Regions from separate parts of the Homo sapiens genome. Here region 1 is linked to region 2. Evidence: chromatin contacts called from ENCODE Hi-C or POLR2A ChIA-PET data. All regions are on one chromosome and are shown on one strand. Each heading gives the region's core, a stretch centred on a gene start or an enhancer-like site at or near the end of the contact. The rest is flanking DNA. Distances are from core to core; before and after follow the strand shown.

What was found. A loop is a pair of places that touch in the nucleus more often than their neighbours do. ChIA-PET counts read pairs that join two places held with the same protein, here RNA polymerase II (POLR2A).
Region 1: a map of CD4-positive, alpha-beta T cell shows a loop between it and region 2 (2.9-fold over the local background). The contact joins two enhancer-like sites. A Hi-C loop is called at or near these places in 2 of 168 maps with a recorded cell type or tissue (CD4-positive, alpha-beta T cell and psoas muscle). POLR2A ChIA-PET finds 5 or more read pairs at or near these places in 3 of 52 experiments (BJ, HCT116 and activated CD4-positive, alpha-beta T cell).

The regions. Positions count from the first base shown.
Region 1 is chr18:36,207,301-36,214,490 of GRCh38, reverse strand. MOCOS (molybdenum cofactor sulfurase) reads right to left here. Exons shown (of 15, transcript NM_017947.4): 7 at 1,009-1,125. Among named protein-coding and RNA genes, the nearest start is that of MOCOS, 23 kb to the right of the region's middle. Within about 2 kb of position 2,095, at least 3 of the 41 ENCODE cell types and tissues checked have a DNase peak (open chromatin) inside an H3K27ac peak, as active enhancers do.
Region 2 is chr18:36,144,423-36,151,285 of GRCh38, reverse strand. It overlaps ELP2 (elongator acetyltransferase complex subunit 2), which reads right to left. Exons shown (of 22, transcript NM_018255.4): 9 at 6,252-6,347; 10 at 5,238-5,338; 11 at 4,905-5,036. Among named protein-coding and RNA genes, the nearest start is that of ELP2, 18 kb to the right of the region's middle. Within about 2 kb of position 1,250, at least 3 of the 41 ENCODE cell types and tissues checked have a DNase peak (open chromatin) inside an H3K27ac peak, as active enhancers do.

The DNA.
Region 1 (7,190 bases), core at 846-3,345, 62 kb before region 2:
AATCCCTGGAGCCCTAGAAGAGTTCCACACCGCACCCAACCCAGATGTCAGCTAACTCTAGCTTGGAGGCCGTACCTCAGGAGGGCTGAACCAGGTAAGGGCACATCCTCACACATCCCTTGTTAACACCCCTCCCTTGCCTTTAAATGGTTGGCCTCAAAGTAAAAAATGAATCTGAAAGTCTGCTATAGAGATAATATCTTGAAGCATTTTCTTTTTTTTCTTTTCTTTTTTTTTTTTTTTTTTGAGACTGAGTTTTGCTCTTTTTGCCCAGGCTGGAGTGCAATGGCAGAATCTCAGCTCACCACCACAACCTCGACCTCCCGGGTTCAAGCAGTTCTCCTGCCTCAGCCTCCTGACTAGCTAGGATTACAGGCATGCACCACCACACCTGGATAATTTTATATTTTCAGTAGAGAGAGGGTTTCTCCATGTTGGTCAGGCTGGTCATGAACTCCTGACCTCAGGTGACTCGCCCACCTCGGCCTCCCAAAGTGCTGTGATTACAGGCATGAGCCACCGTGCCCGGCTTCTTCTTTTTTTTTTTCTTTGGTTGGAGGGGGATGGAGTCTTGCTCTGTCACCCAGGCACTGGAGTGCAATGGTGCGATCTCGGCTCACTGCAACCTCTGCCTCCTGGGCTCAAACGATTCTCCTGCCTCAGCCTCCCAAGTAGCTAGGATTACAGGCGCATGCCATCATGCCTGGCTAATTTTTGCATCTTTAGTAGAGACAGGGTTTCACCATGTTGGCCAGGCTTGTCTCGAACTCCTGACCTCAGGTGATCCACCTGCCTCGGCCTCCCAAAGTGCTGGGATTACAGGCGTGAGCCACCGCACCCGGCCTTCTTGAAGCATTTTCCATTTGTATTCCTTTTCCTTTGTACATGCACAGAGTAGGCGTGGAGAAATGAGTATGCAGCAGCAGCCCCCACCCCAGACACACAGGCAGCAACAGGTGTTGCTGGGTCTCGCTGACCAGCGTCTGGATCGCAGAGCCCTGTACCAACCTGAAAATGCTTCCTGACCATCTCGTTGCTTATGCCCAGGTGCCTCTGGCAGGCCCCAGTGTTACAGAAGCAGCCAGTTCGCAGGTGGATGTTGTAAAGACTGGCCATTTTGTCCACCTGCGGATTTAATGTAACATGGAATGAGCCATTACCAACGTGCAGTTTTACTCTGAGAGATTCAGATCAGGATTTGGACCTCTCTTTCCTAATAATAAAATGATGATACAAGCCTGGAATTGTCCTCTAAAATGATTTATCACAGGTTAAACGTTGTATAAAATGTTTCAGTGGGGCTGGAGACAGTGGCTTCTTGGCATCAGCTGCACAGGGTTGGACCACAGAGCAGGCCCCGCGAAGTGTTATTCCGAGCAGCCCCGCCTCAGCTCGCAGCCTGGACTCCAAGTGTTACTGTGTCCATGCTGAGTATAATTGATTTGCTTTTCCTACTTTCTCCAACTTTCGGTTTAATCACAGAATTGCTTTTCAGTCCAGAAGTTCCCAAAGCTCTTTCCTGCCCTCTGAAGGCTCTGGGAGGTGGTTCTCATTCACATGAGCCCCTGGGATGTTTGCTCCAGTTCCTCCAGGCTGTGAATCAAGTACTCCATTCCCCAAGGGCCTGGGGGCCCAGTAAGAGTCCTCACCCTGGGGGCTCAGGCTGAATTCAGGAGGAGGAGTCACTGAACTGCATTCAGGAAAATAAACACATCTTGCTCAGCTGAGTGAGCCTTTGAATTTTTCTCCCTGGGAAGTCACATGTGGGGTGGCCAGAGGTCACCGTGTGGTCAGCCAGGGATCTTGGCTGGGCAACGATGCCTCCCACAGACCCTTATCAAGACCACGGCAGTCTTCACTTTGGCCATCTCCTCTGGTGTGTGAGAAGAAGCCATTCTCTGGGTTGAACTGAGGGGCTTCAGATGAACAATTCTGTTCCTTCACCCTTGGCTAATGGCCCACTGGCATGCAGACCTGCTAGTGAATTCAGGAGTTTCCCAGCTCTAAGGTGAGTCCTGGCAGCTCTACTGGGCCTGGCCAACTCCATCTCCAGGTCAGGTTTCCCGTCACAAGGCAACTACTAGGGAGACCCCCGACCCCCGTCCAGCTCCCACCAGGCTGAATTAGAGTCCCCGTGGCTGCCCCTCACCCACTCCCCCATATTCACCATTCCAGTTACTTTTGCTGTGAAGTAGGCCACCCAAACTAGGGAGAATAAAACAACAACCATTTTATGCAGCTCATGGCTACAGTGTGGGAAGAATTTAAACAGGGCATGGAGGAGATGTCTCCTGTCTGTCTCAAAATGTCTGGAGTCTCAGCTAGGAAGACTCAAAGTCTGGGAGTAGTTTGGCATCTGGGGGTTGGGATCATCTGGAGACTCCTTTACTCCTGGGTCTTTCTGGTCCACAGGCTGGAAGGGCTTCAGAATTAGGACCGCCAGCCACAGTCCTGAGCTTGGCGTCTCCATGTGGCTTGGCATCCTTGCAGCACACACAGCAGCCTCAGGGCTCGAGACAGTAGCTGACAGCGTAACTCCAGGCTCCAAAGCTAGTGTCCCAGGGAACAAAGCCAATAGGGCATCATCTCTTCTGATCTAGCCTTAGAAGCCATGCAGTGTCATCCTCCCGGCACTCTGTTAGCTATGAGCGAGTCACAGATCAGCCCAGATTCTAGGGGAAGACCCACAGATCCCCAGCCCTCCATGGAGGAGTGTCAAAGTCTCATGGCAGGAGAGGATGTGAGCAGAAGATGCTGTTGCAGCCACACTTACCCTTTGTCCTAATTTCCCTTTTATGCATCAGTCTCTTCTTGCCCTCAGCCCTGGGGAATCCCACACAGGCCCAGACTGTGCCCAGCCAGGTGAAGGAGGTTGTTTTCTATGGCAGGATGAGCACAGCATTCAGGGAGGACTGAGAAACAGGCCCAGCCACAATGCCCTGGAGGCTCCCAGCCCGGGAGCCTTTGTGCCCAACATTCATTGAGCACTTACTTTCTTCTGGGTCCTGTGCTAAGGGATGTATATATTGTGTCTCATTTAATCCTCATATCAACACTATAATCAGGGTATATTTTTATCCCCATTTCACAGAGTCTTGGAGAACTTAACTTGCCCAAGTTCACAGAGCTGGCAAGAGGCAGACAGACTCTGAGTCCCTGCTCTTAATCACCATGCAGTGACTTCCAACAGTGGGAGAATAAAATTAGAAGCCTGGATATACCAAAACAAGAACACAAAGCCTTCTCATAGGAAGCTAAATTCTTTACACATCCCCTGATGAAAAAGAGACAGCCAAACCCAGCTGATGTTTCCGAAGGCCACCAAAATCCCTGTGGAAATTCCCATATCGTGAAGTTCCCTGAACCTGAAAAAACCGTAACTGCACTTTCTTGAACTGGCACAGTTAGTCATGCCTTAGCCACAGAATCCATTCACACAATGAGCTTCCTCTACCAAGGCACAGAGGGAGAAACTCATCCTGTGTCTAGCCCTGGGGAATGAGAGTCCCCAGACACCCACACAGGCAGCCTCACACCCTGGTGATTCTTCTTCTTGGAGGCTTCTTCTCCACTACCAATCCCATGCCACTGCCACAGCACACACAGTTACTTTTTTTTTTTTTTTTTTTTTTTTTTTTTTGAGACAGAGTCTTGCTCTGTCACCCAGGCTGGAGTGCAGTGGTACAATCTCAGCTCATGGCAACTTCCACCTCTCGGGTTCAAGTGATTCTCCTGCCTCAGCCTTCTGAGTAGCTGGGGTTACAGGTGTGTGCCACCACGCCCAGCTAATTTTTGTATTTTTAGTAGAGACAGGGTTTCGCCATGTTGGCCAGGATAGTCTCCAACTCCTGACCTCAGGTGGTCCACCAACCTCGGCCTCCCAAAGTGCTAGGATTACAGGTGTGAGCCACCGCACCCAGGCACATTTACTTTTGATTCAAGAATAAAACTTATGTTACCAATGACCTAGAATAACATATTTAAGAAGGCAAACCTTTTGCCTCTGATGCATTTTCCACCTTGTCCCCTCCAAAAGCATTTAAAATATTGTGCTTCTTAGTAGTGTCAGGGCTGGTTCTGCCAGTACTGACAGCTGAGGGCAGTGGGGGCAAGGGGTCTGCACAGCTGCCATACTCAAGAGACCACCTGTGGCTGTACAGTGTCTGCCCTGAACACCAGTGAGGACCGACATCTCCCCCAGAAGAATATTGCCCAATAGTATTCTTTAGAAAGTTTATGGCTACTCAGAAAAGTGGAGAAAAAGATTCCTTGGGAAATGAATTTTGTTTGGGAAATCTAGGGTTTAACAAATGTGGATTGACTCCCTAACTCATTCTATAAGGACAGCATCATTTTAATACCACAACATGGCAGAGATACAATGAAGAAAGAAAACTTCAGGCCAATACCTATGATGAACATAGACACAAAAATCCTCAACAAAATACTAATAAATAGAATCCAGCAGCACATTAAAGAGCTAATCCAGCCGGGTACAGTGGTGCACACCTGTAATCGCAGCACCTTGGGAGGCCAAGGTGGGCAGATTAATTGAGCTCAGGTGTTCAAGACCAGCCTGGGCAACATGACAAAACCCTGTCTCTACAAAAAATGCCAAAAAATTAGCCAGGTGTCACTACTGGGTATCTACCCAAAGAAAACGTCATTATGTGGAAAAGACACACGCACACATGTTTATAGCAGCACAATTCACAATTGCAAAAATATGGAACCAACCTCAATGCCCATCAACCAATGAGTGGATAAAGAAAATGTGGTATATACACAACATGGAATACTACTCAGCCATAAAACGAAACAAAACAATGGCCTTTGCAGCAACTTGAATGGAGCTGGAGGCCATTATTCTAAGTGAAATAACTCAGGAATGGAAAATCAAATATCATATGTTCTCACTTATAAGTGGGAGCTAAAGTATGAGGATGCAAAGGCATAAGAATGATATAATGGACTTTGGGGACTCAGGGGGGAAGGGTGGGATTGGGGAGGGATAAAAGGCTACATATTGGGTACAATGTGTACACTGCTTAAGTGACGGATGCACCAAAATCTCAGAAACCATCACCAAAGAACTTATCCATGTAACCAAAAACCACCTGTACAATAAAAAACTATTAAAATAAATTAGCTGGGCATGGTGGCATGTTCCTGTAGTCCCAGCTACTCGGGAAGCTGAGGTGGGAGGATCACTTAAGCCAGGGAGGTCAAGGCTGCAGTGAACCAAGATCATGCCACTGAACTCCAGTCTGGGCAACAGAGTGAAACCTTGTCTCCAAGAAAGAAAAAAAAAAAAGAAGAAGAGAAAGTTAATCCACCATAATCAAGTAGGCTTTATTCCTGGGATGCAAAGCTGGTTCAACGTACACAAATCAATATATGTGATTTATTACATAAACAGAACTAAAAACAAAAACCACATGATCATCTCAATAGACACAGAAAAGGCTTATAACAAAATTCAGCATCCCTTCTGTTAAAAACTCCCAACAAACTAGGAATCCAAGGAACATACATCAAAATAACAAGACCCATCTATGACAAAACTACACCCAACATCATACTGAATGGGCAAAAGCTGCAAGCCCTTCCCTTGAAAACTGGCACAAGATAAGGATGACCTCTCTCACCACTCCTTTTCAACATAATACTGGAAGTCCTAGCCACAGCAATTAGGCAAGAGAAACAAATAAAAGACATCCAAATAGGAAGAGAAGAAGTCAACCTATCTCTCTTCACTGATAACATGATTCTATACCCGGAAAATCCCATAATCTCTGCCCAAAGGCTCCTAGAACTAATAAACAACTTCAGTAAAGTTTCAGGATACAAAATCAATGCATGAAAATCAGTAGCATTTTTATACACTAATAATGACCAAGCTGAAAGCCAAATCAAGAATGCAATCCCATTTACAATAGCCACAAAAATAATAAAATACCTAGGAATCCACCTTACCAGGGGGGATATCTACAATGAGAATTACAGAATACCGCTAAAAGAAATCACACACCACACAAACAAATGGAAAAACATTCCATACTCATGGATAGGAACAATCAGTATTGTTAAGATGTTCACACTGCCCAAAGCAATTTACAGAGTCAATGTTATTCCTATCAAACTACCAATGTCATTTCTCATGGAATTAGAAAAAAAAACTATTCTAAAATTCATATGGAACCAAAAAAGAGCCCAAATAGCCAAAGCAATCCTAAGCAAAAAGAATAAAGCTGAAGGCATCACACTACATGACATCAAACTATACTACAAGGCTACAGTAATCAAAACAGCATGGTTCTAGTACAAAAACAGACACATAAATTCAACGGAAAAGGTTAGAGAACCCAGAAATAAAGCCGCACACCTACAACCCTCAGATCTTTGACAAAGTAGACAATAACAAGCAATGGGGAAAAGACTCCCTATTCAATAAATGGTGCTGGGATAACTGGCTATAGATATGCAGAAGATTGAAATGGGACCCTTTCCTATCACCACATAAAAAAATAAACTCAAGACAGATTACAGGCTTAAATGTAAAACCTGAAACTATAAAAATCCTAGAAGAAAATGTAGGAAATGTCATTCTGGACATAGGCCTTGACAAAGACTTCATGATGAAGACTCCAAAAGCAATTGCAACAAAAGGAAAAATTGACAAATGAAGCCTAACTAAACTAATGAACATTGGCACAGCAAAAGAAACTATCAACAGAGTAAACAGATAACCTACAGAATGAGAGAAAATATTTGCAAACTATGCATCTAATAAAGGTCTAATATCTGGAAGCTATAAGGAACTTAAATCAATAAGCAAAAAACAAAGAACCCCATTAAAAATGGGCAAAGAACATGAACAGACCCTTATCAAAAGATGACATACATGCAGCCAATAGCATATGAAAAAAATGTTCGACATCATTAATCATGAGAGAAATGCAAATTAAAACCACAATGAGATACCATCTCACACCAGTTGGAATGGCTATTAAAAGGTCAAAAATTAACATATGCTGCTGAGGTTGTGGATAAAAAAAAACACTTATACACTGCTAGTGGGAATGTAAATTAGCTTAGCCACTGTGGAAAACAGTTTGGAGATTTCTAAAAGAATTTAAAACAGAACTACCATTGGCCAAGCATGGTGACTTATGCCTGTAATCCCAGCA
Region 2 (6,863 bases), core at 1-2,500:
CATGGTGAAACCCCGTCTCTACAAAAAATAGAAATTAGCCGGGCATGGCGGTGCCTGCCTGTAGTCTCAGCTACTCGGGAGGTGGAGGTGGGAGGATCGATTGAGCCCAGGAGGTCAAGACTGCAGTCAGCCATGACTGCACAACTGTACCCCAGCCTGAGCAACAGAGTGAGACACTGTCTCAAAAAAAGAGAAAAAAAAAAAAAAGCTGGAAGGCAGAGACTACAGTGAAAAATCTGATCTGGCGTGGGGCAATAGGGGGGGAAACTACTGACAAAAGGGCTGGAGTCCTTTGGCTCAACCCTTGGCAGCAAGGGACCCAAAGCTTTTTGTACAAGAAAGGGTAAAATGGTCTGGGGGTGAAGTTCCTGAAAACAGAACATAAAAATCTAAGGGTTAATAGGATTATGAAAGTTGGCATATTTGAACACACTTCATATGAAGTGGTTGCATCTCTTTTACCTGATTGTATCATGGGGCTGAACATTGTGTCTGATTGGGGAATGTTTCCCCTACCTGGTACTGTAAAACAGAAAGCATGTAAATCTGACCTTCAAGCAATATTAACTGGATATGCTAAATGGGAACCAGCAGAATTGCCTGAACCACACAATGCAGGGTAGAAGCTAGAGTGCTGGGAAGGATAAATTCTCCACTTCATCACCCTCTGTGAAACAGCTCCTCGAGCTTATGGCTAAAGCTTCTGAGTAGCTCCCAGCAACAACTACTGGGGTTTGGACTAGAGTATTTCCACTTGAGGGGCATTTACTGTCTTGCTATGAAACATTAGCTGAAGCTATCCCTATGACACCTGAAACACCCATACTGTCTCCAGTGATGTCAGAGAAACATTCTAATGGGGATGGCAGTGTCCGGAAGAGTTCCATAATAAAACGGAAATGCTTTATACTACCTGGAGAATGGAAGGAGGAGATACCCTTGAGCAAGGAGTTTCTTTTCCCCTAGAACTGACACTGGAACTGTGTGAAAAACTGCTGGATTCTGCAGTGTCAGATGAACAGCTCTCAAGAGCTGCTGGGTTAGTAGATGGCAATTCCAAGGCACATAATGCCAGAAAGAACTGCTCTGTTTGTCAGCAACAGAGACTGCTGATGGCTACAGGGCAGACTCTGGTGGGAAGGCCCTGAACATGGCTGGCAAGTAAGACTGATGCTAGTAGACCTGGGGAGCTATAAATGGGTCTTGACAGGAACTGAAACTGACTGTGTAGTAGGTTTTGCTTATCAAATGAAAGATGAAAATGCTCAACATGCCATAAAAAAACCAGAACAGAAGATATTAAATAGATCTGGATGGCCGACCATCATTTCTTCAGACCAAAGATACACTGTACAGCTCATAATGTCCAACAATGGGTAGAGATATCTCCTCCTTAGAGTCACAGTTTGACAGAGAAGTAGAAATGGACGATTGAAACATCGGTTGTCTAAAATAAGGGGAGATAAAAGCATGAAGGGCTGGCTTACACACCTTCATGAGTGTGTACTCACACTCAACATGAGTGGAACTTGAGTGTCCCTGCTAGATTTTTTGTTTTTCTTGTTGATATGGGGAAGGGGGTTGGGGAGGATGCTGGTATGACTATGCGGTTCTTACCAAAGGAGGAATACACTGGTAAAATGACTATATTTTTTTTCTTTCTTCCCCAAATCGCCTCAAAAAAATTTTTTTTTTAATTTATTTTTTCTCCTCTACCTGATGCAGTGGTCCAGGACCAGGCCTGCAACAACAAGTACTGGAACAGCAGGGATGATTTCTAAGCAAAAAAAAAAAAAACAAAACAAAACAAAAAACCCTGCAACTATGTTTCTAAGTCTTGTATCAAAATTCCTAAGGCATGACGGGAATGGGTTGTACGGTTGTACCTTCACCCCATCTAGCAAAATTAGGGCTAATGGTGAAAACAGCTACATTGCCTGGTGGTAAAAATAGCTCACTAGTTCTGCACCTACCTAACCTTATCCTGTCTGAACGTAGTAGACTGAGGAGCTACTTGCTTGACTTGTATTACTGCCAGCAATCTAGATCAACACAATGGCAATTCTAATGTGCCTTTCAAAGATGAAAAGCTTTGGGTATTAATGGAGAGAAGGAGAAATAGCAGCTGAGAGTAAAGAAATGAATAAATGGGTCATTGAGGAAAATTCAATATCACATTAACAACTCATAAGAGTCTCAAGAGCAAGAGATGACATTGTCTCTTAGCTTAATTATCCCAGATGCCTGAAAAAGTGAAGTTGTATATAATATTGACTGAGGCTACTCCTTCTGAAACCTGACAAGATTGAAGGAAATCTGCAAACCTGAGTGGCCTCAGCCTGGGAGACATTCATACAGTATGATGGACTGGACTAATTATTGACTGTGTGTGCATACACATTTTTTTTTTGAGACAGGGTCTTGGTCTATCACCCAGGCTGGAATGCAGTGGTGTAACCATGGCTCACTGCAGCCTCAACTTCCCAGGCTCACACAATCCTCCTGCGTCAGCTTCCCAAGTAGCTGCGACCACAGGCGCCTGCAACGATACCCAGGGCTGCAAGCCCATGGCTAATTTTTAAAATTATTGGTACAGACAGGGTCTCCCTATGTTGCCCAGGCTGGCCTCAAGCTCCTGGGCTCAAATAATCCTCCCGCCTTGGCCTCCCAAAGTGCTGGGATTACCAGCATGAGCCATCACACCCAGCCTATATTTTTTGATGTAAAGGATCCCTGGCCTGAGGGATCCATGGCCTGAGGTGTTAAGTACACTGGTTTTCTCTGACAAAACTTCCTGGCTCAAAACTCCCATAGCCCTTGTTACAGTCTTCACCTACAAAATTGGGTATATTAGGCTTCAGGGTCAGGCCTCTAATCTTCCCCACCTGTTTGACTGTGTGTCTTAAACCCGACCAGCTGGGCGCAGTGGGTCACACCTGTAATCTCAGCACTCTGGGAGGCCGAGGTGGGCAGATCACGAGGTGCTAAAACCATGAAGCCCCGTCTCTACTAAAAATACAAAAAATTAGCCAGGTGTGGTGGCAGGCACCTGTAGTCCCAGCTACTCAGGAGGCTGAGGCAGGAGAATGGTGTGAACTCGGGAGGCGGAGCTTGCAGTGAGCCGAGATAGCGCCACTGCACTCCAGCCTGGGTGACAGAGTGAGACTCCATCTCAAAAAAAAAAAAACAAAAACCTGACCATGAGAGGGTTCCACCCTGGGGGAAAAAATGCTGACGTCATGAAGCTGCCATAAAAACCAAAGACGACACAGTTCAGGGAGCTTCGGAGCTTCCGAATAGCTAAGCACATGGAGGTTCCTGGAGGGCGGCACAGCCAGGGAGGGCATGGGAGCTTGGCACCCCTTCTCCCATACCTCACCCTACACGTCTCTGCTTCTGTTTCCTTTGCAATATACTTTATAAAAAAAAGTAAGTGTTAATAAAAAACACAACAATAATAATAAAATAAAATACACTTACATAGCATCCAGTATGTGCCAGGCCTTGTTTTGCATATCATATAAATGTTAACTCATTTAAGCCTCATAAAAACCCTGCCAGTAGACCAGGTGCGGTGGCTCACGCCTGTAATCCCAGCACTTTGGGAGGCTGAGGCGGGGGGAGGGGCAGAATCACCTGAGGTCAGGAGTTCGAGACCAGGCTGGCCAACATGGTGAAACCCCGTCTCTAATAAAAATACAAAATTAGCCAGATATGGTGGTAGGCACCTGTAATCCCAGCCACTCAGGAGGCTGAGGCAGAAGAATCACTTGAACCCGGAAGGTGGAGGTTGCAGTGAGCCGAGATCACACCACTGCACTCCAACCTGGGCCAAAAGAGCAAAACTCGGTCTCAAAACAAACAAACAAACAAACAAAAACTGTCAGTAGGTAATATTAACAATCCACATGCCAAATGCAGTGGCTCACACCTGTAATCCCAGCACTTTGGGAGACTGAGGCGGGAGGATCACTTGAAGCCAGGAGTTCAGGACTAGGCAGGGCAACAAAGCAAGACCCTGTGTCTATAAAAAAAATTTTAGATATTAGCTGGGTGTGGTGAGGTGCACCTGTAGTCCCAGCTACTCAGGAAGTTGAAGCGTGAGGATGGCTTAACCCCAGGAGAATGAGGTTGCAGTGAGCTATGATCACACCTGGATGACAGAGTAAGATCCTGTTAAAAGAAAAAAAAAAAAAAAAAAAAACTACCCATGTTTTACAAATGAGGAACCTGAGACAGGGATTAACTAATGTCCTCAAGGACACATAGCTAGTAAGTGAACCCAGGCTGTCTAGCTCCAAGGGCCTGTGCTCTTGGCCACTCCGTTCTTGCTATCTAATTTTCCCAAGCTAGAAGCAGATTAGAAGCAAATCAGATTACAAAGTAAGAGAAGGAATGCTGTAGAGAGACAGTTACATGACTAAAGGGAGAAGACTACCTCTTTTTTTTTGGAGACGGGTCTTATTCTTTCACCAAGGCTGTTCTCAAACTCCTAGCTTCAAGCAATCCTCCATCTCAGCCTTTCAAGTTGCTGAGAAGAGCCACCATGCCCAGGTGTTGAACGTCAGTCACAATAAATGACTGACATTCATTCAATAATAGGGATCTAGCAGTCCAACAAGATATCCAATTATGTTAACTTTTTAAGAAGACAGGAAAGCTACACATTTCAGAAAAATTATCATTAAAAAATTCTATAGCTTAAAGGAATACAGTGCACTTACGTAGCAAATTTACCTACATGCAAATTTCAATACCTTAACAATGTCTACAGAAAAAAGTTATGTCACTTGAACTTCAAGTGCCTCTACTATGTTTCTGTAGAGTGTTATAAGCAAAATACTATTTACCTAGAATGTACTCTATTTGATTAGAAATGCTTTATTTAAACACTCTTTTCTTACTGGGTTAACTGTATTCTGTTTCCAAAGGTGCAACGCTCCGTGGAAAGCATGAGCAATGATCATGGAGCCATCTTCATTGAACTGGCAATCATAAAATCCCAAAGTATTCCCACCTACTTCACCTACTCGAACCTGTACAATAACAGACAGAAAACAATTCTTAATCAATAGTCTATGTTTCTCACAACAGAAATCGCTGATTCCAGAGACTGTTAAATTCCCACTATTTTAATGTACACAGTGAAAATTTGCAGGTCTATCAATATAGACTTGGGATTTAAATACAGAGTTCAAAACTTAATTTTCTGTTCCTTAAATATCCAACATTTTTACCTGTTCTAGCCAAACTCCTGACTCTTCATCTGGAGCCCAGAGAATCATGGTTTTATCCATGGAAGCAGATAATAATCTCACTGGCTGCTGTAGGACACCATCTAAAAAATAAAACCTAATCCCTTTAGGTGATCAACAATCATCATGTTTGTAGATGACCAGAAAAAAACAACAAACAACATGGGTACTGCAAGGATGTTCACTGCACATTATTTGTAATAGCAAAAAATTGCAAACACCACAAATGTCTACCATTAGAAGAAGAGATAAATGGGTTGTGGTATATTCAGACAACAGACTACTACCGTGCAATAAAAACAAATAACTAGAGCTTCACAAATCAATGTGGATACAGCTCCAAAACACGGTAAGCTAAAAAGGCAAGCTGTAATATCTATAATTCCAATTTTTTTTGTTTTTTAAATTACAGCAAACATAGCATAATGTAAGGAAGAGGTGAATGGTAGTTTGCCTAAGAATTAATTATTACTGTTATTGCCTTGGGGAAGAGGCCAGGGAAGAATGTGAGGCTATGCCTTACCTAGCTATACACCCAGCACCAGCCTGAACATGCACAGAACTGTCACTCTATAAATGGAGATAAATGGCAAAAGAAAGAAGGAGTAACAGTCTTACTTTCTCATAAATAATGTATTTCAGTGGTACCAACTTTGTTATTACTGAGGGTAAAGGATCCAGTGAAGTTGGCTTGAAAGTCAGTTTTTCTTCAATCCCATAATAATCAAGTGGAAACTTTTAAGATAAAAAGTTACTGGGGGTGTGGTAGTTTCAGCATCATGGCAGGAATTACACTTTTCCCACTTAGGAGTTCAATGTTCAATGGAACTGAGTGTCCAGCAGACCAGGAATGCAGTATTATACTTTGTCAACTTGAAAATGTCATGTATTTGAGATTTCTAATCACAGTAAAAAAATTCTCCACTTGATTTGGTCAGCTTACTGTGCCATAAGATTTAACTGGAGTAAGGGATATGTGTATGGTTTTCTTCCTACCTTTGTAAAACACAGGTTGCCAGTGAACTGCATTTACCCAGTTTTCATGACCGGCTAGCACTGTCTCCAGAGTAACAGCAAATGCTATTTTAACACCTATAACAAAAGCAATGAAGGTATTATTTCCTCAAAGCTCTTCTAAAAAGAATATTTCCATAACCAAGACAGTTGGGCAATTATGTAAGAAAAAAAAATTAGGACAAAATATGATAGTTGGGATTCAAAAAAAGAACATGCATTCTAAATTTCTTCAACCTCAACTGCTGTTCAAAATTATAGGAGAAAAAGTTATACATTTTTCCTTATATTCTGTTCTAGCTGGTCATAAATAAATATGAAGGAATATCTTATATTTTTACAATTTTCTGAGACAGCTACTTTTGTTAAACCACAATGAGGAAGGAAAAACAGTCATGCCAGCCTCTTTATTATCCTCACTCATTATAAGAATATAATAGCCTAAAATACTGATATGGTTTGGCTCTGTGTCCTCACCTAAATCTCATCTTGAATTGTAATCCCCCTAAGTCCCACCTGTCAAGGGAAGGATCTGGTGGGAGATGCCCTGTGAAGAAGGTGTCTGCTTCCCCTTCTGCTATTAATTTAAGTTTC